Linked DNA regions of Homo sapiens: region 1 is linked to region 2. A link is an interaction called in ENCODE POLR2A ChIA-PET data of the cell type or tissue named here. Cell type or tissue: Panc1. All regions are shown on one strand. Each heading gives the region's core, and the rest is flanking DNA. Links, peaks and the distances in the headings are about the cores only. Region 1 holds the start of ALDH1A3 (aldehyde dehydrogenase 1 family member A3). Region 2 overlaps SNRPA1 (small nuclear ribonucleoprotein polypeptide A').

Region 1 (2,900 bases), core at 247-2,746, 410 kb after region 2:
CCCCGGGCAGGTAATCTCGCCGTTCTGCCAACGCTGTAGCCTCCCAGCCCACAGAGCGAGGAGGCAGAGAACCGTGCGCTTCTGCGGCCTCGCGACCCACCGCTTCCCAAAGGCCCAGGTCTGCGACCTTCCGGAGCGCGCGCCTTGTGTGTAAACACCGGGACCTCTGGGCTCCGGGGAGGTTTCGTCAGTAAGCGAGCACCTTCCTACTCCTCCTCGTTCTGCTGCTGAGCCGGGTATAAACTAAGCACGGAAGGCGCCCGCTGCGCTTTGCTCGGAGGACCCGCTTCCCCAGTCTTCCAACTGCAGCTCCGCCATCTGCCTCCCGGACTCTCTCTTGGCGCTCTCGGACCCTCCGACCCTCTCAAAGCCAGACTCGTCCACCCTGGAAATCATCGCAGGGGTTTTTGGGGAGGGAGCTCCCCAAAACCAGCGCGCTCCGAGTCAACGCGGCGCGCACCTCCACTCGCGATCAAAGCGGGCAGCGCAGGGACACGTCGGGGCCTCGCAGGGATGCGGGCGGCCCGGCCCCGCGCGGGCGCTGGACGGCCTCGGTTTCCCGGCTTCGAGGCTCACAGCGCCGAGCCCCGCCGCCTGCGATCCCGCCCGAGACGTCCCGCGAAAGGTGCGGTTTCTGGAGAGCCGCGCCCGGGCAGGGAGGCTCGGGTCTCGGCGGCGCCCGGCGGACCCCCGGCCCGCTGCTCCCTCGCCCCCGCCGCCCCGAGTCTGGCTGCCCAGCGCAGGGGCCCGCGGCCGTCGGGTGGGAGGGGCGCCCGCCTCACCTTGGTGAACTTGACCTCCAGGTTGCGGATGGGGCGCGGCAGGGCCGGCGGCTTCCTGTCCGGCTGCCCGTTTTCCACGGCCCCGTTAGCGGTGGCCATGGCTCCTCCGCGCTCCCTGGCCCGAGGCGCCCTAGTCTGCGGCGCACCGGCTCGGCCCGGACACTGCGCAGCCCGCTCCCGGGGTGGCAGCTCCCCGCCGCTTTATGCAGCGCCCCACGCCTCCCGCCCGAGGGGGCCGCCTAATTGGCTGCGGGACCGGAGGAAGGGAGGGCGGGCTGCGGGAGGGAGGAGAGGGGAGGGCGGCCGGCCCGCCTCACCCCGCCCCGCCCGCCGCCCCTGCGGGAGCCCGAGCGCCGGCGGCTCCACCCGCGTGCCGCGGACCGTCCCGGCGCCCGCGCCGCGCGCTCTCTCGCCCCGGAGGCTGCCTGTGGACGAGCTCCCCGAGGAGCCGCCGGGCCCCGGAAGTCGCAGGGCTGGGACACCCGACCCGGCAGGGAGCTGAGCCGCGGGGCCACGGCGCCCCGCTGCCTCCCCGAAGTCGGGCGGGCTCCCCGCGCGGCACATGCAGCCCACTCCCAGCCGCCGCACGGCGCGCTCGCCCGACTTCGGCCGGCTCGCGGCGCTCGGGAATGCGCGCTCTCCGCCGGGCCCTGCGCCGCGCCCGGGTCGGGGCTCCTGGCGGGGCCGCCCCGCGTCGCTGCGCACGTGCCCTGCTCTTGGGTCCAGCCGCCCGATCCCCGCTAGCAGGACAGACGCCCGCTGCGCCCCACCCTGCCCGAGCGCGGACAGCCGGCGGGCGCACCCCGGCCCAGCCGGCCTGGAGTCTCCCCGGGGCCCTGGGGCTTCGCCCGCGGTGGGGCAGAAGGCGAAAGCAAAGCGCCGGACCCGGGCGGCTCTCCGCCGAGGAGCCCTGGCGCCGCTGGGCCTCTGACCTTCGCAGGCGCACACCGCCTTCCATCCCAGAGCCCGGGGGGCAATTGATCTGATTTTTTAAATGCATAAATTATACCTCGATTAAAAAATGATAATTAAAAAAAAGCACATGAGACCTTTGCTGCTAATCGTTTTAAGAGTTTAAATTCTTGTCGCGCATTACTTCCCAGGAGGGGGAGGTAAGTCTAGCTCCTCTCCTTTTGCGATTTGGGAAACGCTCCATCAACTCCCAGGACTTGACCCAGGCCCCATCTGAGACACGGAAGCGGCTTCTGATGCATGCCATTCCTCAGGTCGCTGGAACAAAGACCGGAGGCACGGACTCCTGACAAAAGCTGTGCTTTAATCCTCAGATAGGCTCAGCCCCTTCAGTTCATCTCTTTCTGTAGGTAACCCCAAGTAATCAACAATGGGGAGGGGTCTCCTTATTTTCCTGTTTTGAGGCCTCCGTGTCCATCTCTCTGTCCCCTGGTGTCCTTCTGGATAGAGCTGGATAGAGGGGTAAGTTTTGAAGCTTTTGGAAACCCCACATCTGACCCTTACCCTGGGGTTGTGGAAAGGTCTTGTGCTGTTATGGCCTGGAGTGCACAGCTGAGGCCGGGGAAAGGGGATAATGGACCCTCGAGCGGGGCAGCCTTGACCGATATCGGCTGGCTAACACTGGCGAGTCTGAGCAATGCCAGCTCTTTCCTCAGCTGCTTCTGCAAATCCGGGGCTCCCTGCCCTCTTGGCTGGCCCCATGGCTCCCACTCAGATCTCCTGAAAACATCTGGGCAGATGTGCTATGCCACGGCCCCCGGCTGGGTGCTGAGCCCTAGCGTTTGGGTGCCTGAGCCCAAGAGGACCGTCAGGGAGTAGTGACAAACCCCTCCTGCATGGATGGAGGCCAGGGGCCCAAGGCCAGTGTGTGCAGCAGGCCCCAGGAAGCTGCAACTAGAGATGCTTTACAAACTGAACTCCCATCCTGAGACTTTATCGGGGGTCCTTGATGGTTGAAATTATGTCACTGCCAGGATTTTAAAAAAAAATCTGAAATAAAATTTATAGAGGAAACTGTGTTAATTAAATAATTGCTGGATTGATGGGGGAGGCAAATGGGGTTGAGCTTAGAACTCTGCTCCTTTAGGGAAGATAGTCGAGCCTGTTTGGTCAAAGATAGACAGTCACCACTTTGTTGGCTATGAA
Region 2 (2,900 bases), core at 257-2,756:
GTGGATTTGACTATCCCTGAAGTTCTGTCGATTTTAGTTTTGTATATTTTGAAGTTGCCTTATTTGATACATACAAATTTTAAATTATTCATATCTTTCTGGTGAACGGAAACTTTTTATTATGTTGTGACCCTCGATCTCTATTAATGCTGTTTACCTTGAGGTTTCTTTTACCTCGAAACAATCTTTGTTTTGGTTAGTTATATGCATGATAAATCGTTTTCCATCCAAAATTTACTTTCAGCTTGTCTGTACCTCTTGTAGTTTAGATTTCTCTCTTAAAAACTGTATGGTTGAATTTTTTTTTTTTTTTTTTGAGATGGAGTGGCTGGAGTGCAGTGGCGAGATCTCGGCTCACTGCAACCTCTGCCTCCTGGGTTCAAGTGATTCTCCTGCTGCCTCAGCCTCCCGAGTAGCTGGGATTACAGGTGGGCGCCATCACATCTGGCTAATTTTTGTATTTTTTTTTTTTTTAGTAGAGACGAAGTTTCACCATGTTGGTCAGGCTGGTCTCGAACTCCTGACCTTGTGATCCACCCGCCTTGGCCTCCCAAAGTGCTGGGATTATAGGCGTGAGTCACCGCGCCCAGCTCTGGTTGGAATTTTTTACAATCCAGTCTGAAAGCTCTTTTAAGTGAATTATTTATATTTAGTCTGTTTACATTTAATGTAATTACTGGTGTGTTCCAGTTTGTCTTCTCTCTGTTCTGGGGCTTCCTGTCTGTCCCACCCGTTCTTCAATCCGTTTTCTCTCCTTTATTGTAGATGCTCTCCTTCTGTCATTCCATTTTTTCTTCTGATGGTTTAGAAATTACTCTCTTTCAATCTTGAGTTAGCATCGTAGGAATTAAAACACACATATTTATAAAAGTTTAAAATTAAATGTTAAGATCACTGTACCATGACCTTCAACATTTAATTTTAAACTTTGACACCTTTACCCTGCTAAACAATACAGTACAGTGACCTTCAACATTTCAGCAGCCTTCGGGTTGTTACATATTTATTCTTTTTTGAAGCCCATCACTACATCGCCATTACGTTTTACACTGTGTATGTAACAAATGTTACCACTTTGTTCTTTATTCCTTTTTGGATCATCTTCAGTGGGGGTAAAACAGTATCAAGCTCTAGAGCTCCCTCTGGTGGTTTTTGTGACATATTTGAAGATGGCAGCTTGCTTTTTGAGAATTTCTGGCTCTGCTCTCCCTGTTTTTATCTGTACTTTTTTTTCTCATTGTGCCTCTTGCACACACACACCCCTTCCCCACCATCTACCCAATTTGCGCCTGTTCCAGCAGTTTCTCTTCAGGGCAGGGCCGTGTTGGGACATGATTTCTATTAAGAGTGAGGGCCCAAATTGCTCTTGCCCCTGCAGCCCTTATCACAGACCCCTGTAGTCATTATTGGAACATGCTGGTCTTGGGCCTGCTTTTCTCAGTCACTGGAGTTCTCCAGTTTGTAAGACGGCTCCTCGCCTCCCCTCTGCTTCTTCCTGTACAAAGGCCGTCACCCTGCAAGCCTTGTTGCTCTCAACATGGGTTGTCTCTACTTGTTCCTATTTTAGAGTTACTGCAGAATGCCTTGCCATCTAGCTTGGTTGTAGCTGGTAACCATAGGTTTTTGTTTTTTTGCTATCCTTATTGCACTATGTTTTATGGAACAATTGGAGAAGATTAAAAATTCACCCTGCCCACTGGGCGTGGTGGCTCACGCCTGTAATCCCAGCTCTTTGGGAGGCCGAGGCAGGCAGATCACGAGGTCAGGAGATCGAGACCATCGTGGCTAATACAGTGAAACCCCGTCTCTACTAAAAATGCAAAAAAAATTAGCCGGGCATGGTGGTGGGCGCCTGTAGTCCCAGCTACTTGGGAGGCTGAGGCAGGAGAATGGCATGAATTCGGGAGGCGGAGCTTGCAGTGAGCCAAGATCACGCCACTGTACTCCAGCCTGGGCAACAGAGCGAGACTCCGTCTCAAAAAAAAAAAAAAAAAAAATCACCCTGCCTTCTTTCCATTAATTCGATCATTTTTAAGCTATACTATTCCTTGTCCCTGCAAATTTTATTTAAAGAGATTTTCAGGGGCAGCTAGGATAAATGTACCTTCTTTCAAAAGACAGTATACCTTTGTTGTTCTTAGACGCTGAAGCTGGCGCTAGCAGGAAAGCCCACTTACACCAAGATTCTGGCTTGCAGTTCCCAGTGTGAATAGGTTGCTCCAGAGTCCCATCAGCTTTGCCATTGTTTTCTTTTCCAAATCATGGCTCAGCAGCCACTTTGAGATTCCTGTAGGAAAGCAATTTCTTATCTCCTGCTATTGAGACAGAAGCTGTTAATGCCAAGATTTTAAGAAGCTCCCATGTATTCATCGGTAGAAATTATTTAAACATTTGTGATGTGCTAGTATTGGGCTTGTTGCTAGAGAGTAAAAATTCAGTAAATAATGAAAAGACAACTTGCTTCAAAAGCACTCTCCATTTCAGAATCTCAAAATAGCGTGTGGTATTCGCGTTCTTACCTGTGGCTATTGCTTGACAGGGTGATCTGGACCCTCTGGCATCTCTCAAATCGCTGACTTACCTAAGGTATGGGAATTACATATTGTGACAAAATGAAGCCCTTTAAAATAACATTACTTTTACCAGCCTTGACCTTAATGTAATCAGATAATTAAAAAATGTGGCACATATGCACCATGGAATACTATGCAGCCATAAAAAAGGATGAGTTCATGTCCTCTGTAGGGACATGGATGAAGCTGGAAACCATCATTCTCAGCAAACTATCGCAAGGACAAAAAACCAAACACCCCATGTTCTCACTCGTAGGTGAGAATTGAACAATGAGAACACTTGGACACAGGAAGGGGAACATCACACACCGGGGCCTGTTGTGGGGT

Evidence for each region. Peaks named below come from ENCODE experiments on the same cell type or tissue, not always from the same donor. Only the 100,000 strongest peaks of a DNase experiment are listed, where the experiment ranks them.
Region 1: POLR2A ChIA-PET joins it to region 2 with 5 read pairs; 2 of 35 experiments call an interaction of 5 or more read pairs at or near these places.

The regions. Positions count from the first base shown.
Region 1 is chr15:100,877,889-100,880,788 of GRCh38, reverse strand. ALDH1A3 (aldehyde dehydrogenase 1 family member A3) reads right to left here and starts at 958. Exons shown (of 13, transcript NM_000693.4): 1 at 783-958. The coding sequence starts at 881. LOC124903575 (collagen alpha-1(I) chain-like) reads left to right here and starts at 986. Exons shown (of 1, transcript XM_047433433.1): 1 at 986-1,843. The coding sequence starts at 986. The coding sequence ends at 1,768. RefSeq lists an enhancer at 1-426 and a silencer at 918-1,037. In Panc1, for the core only: no CTCF peak of the experiment used is centred there; no DNase peak of the experiment used is centred there; H3K4me3 peaks cover 1,994 bases; H3K27ac peaks cover 1,285 bases.
Region 2 is chr15:101,287,342-101,290,241 of GRCh38, reverse strand. SNRPA1 (small nuclear ribonucleoprotein polypeptide A') reads left to right here. Exons shown (of 9, transcript NM_003090.4): 4 at 2,540-2,586. Among named protein-coding and RNA genes, the nearest start is that of SNRPA1, 6.5 kb to the left of the region's middle. In Panc1, for the core only: CTCF peaks have their summits at 944 and 1,160 (motif pointing left); no DNase peak of the experiment used is centred there.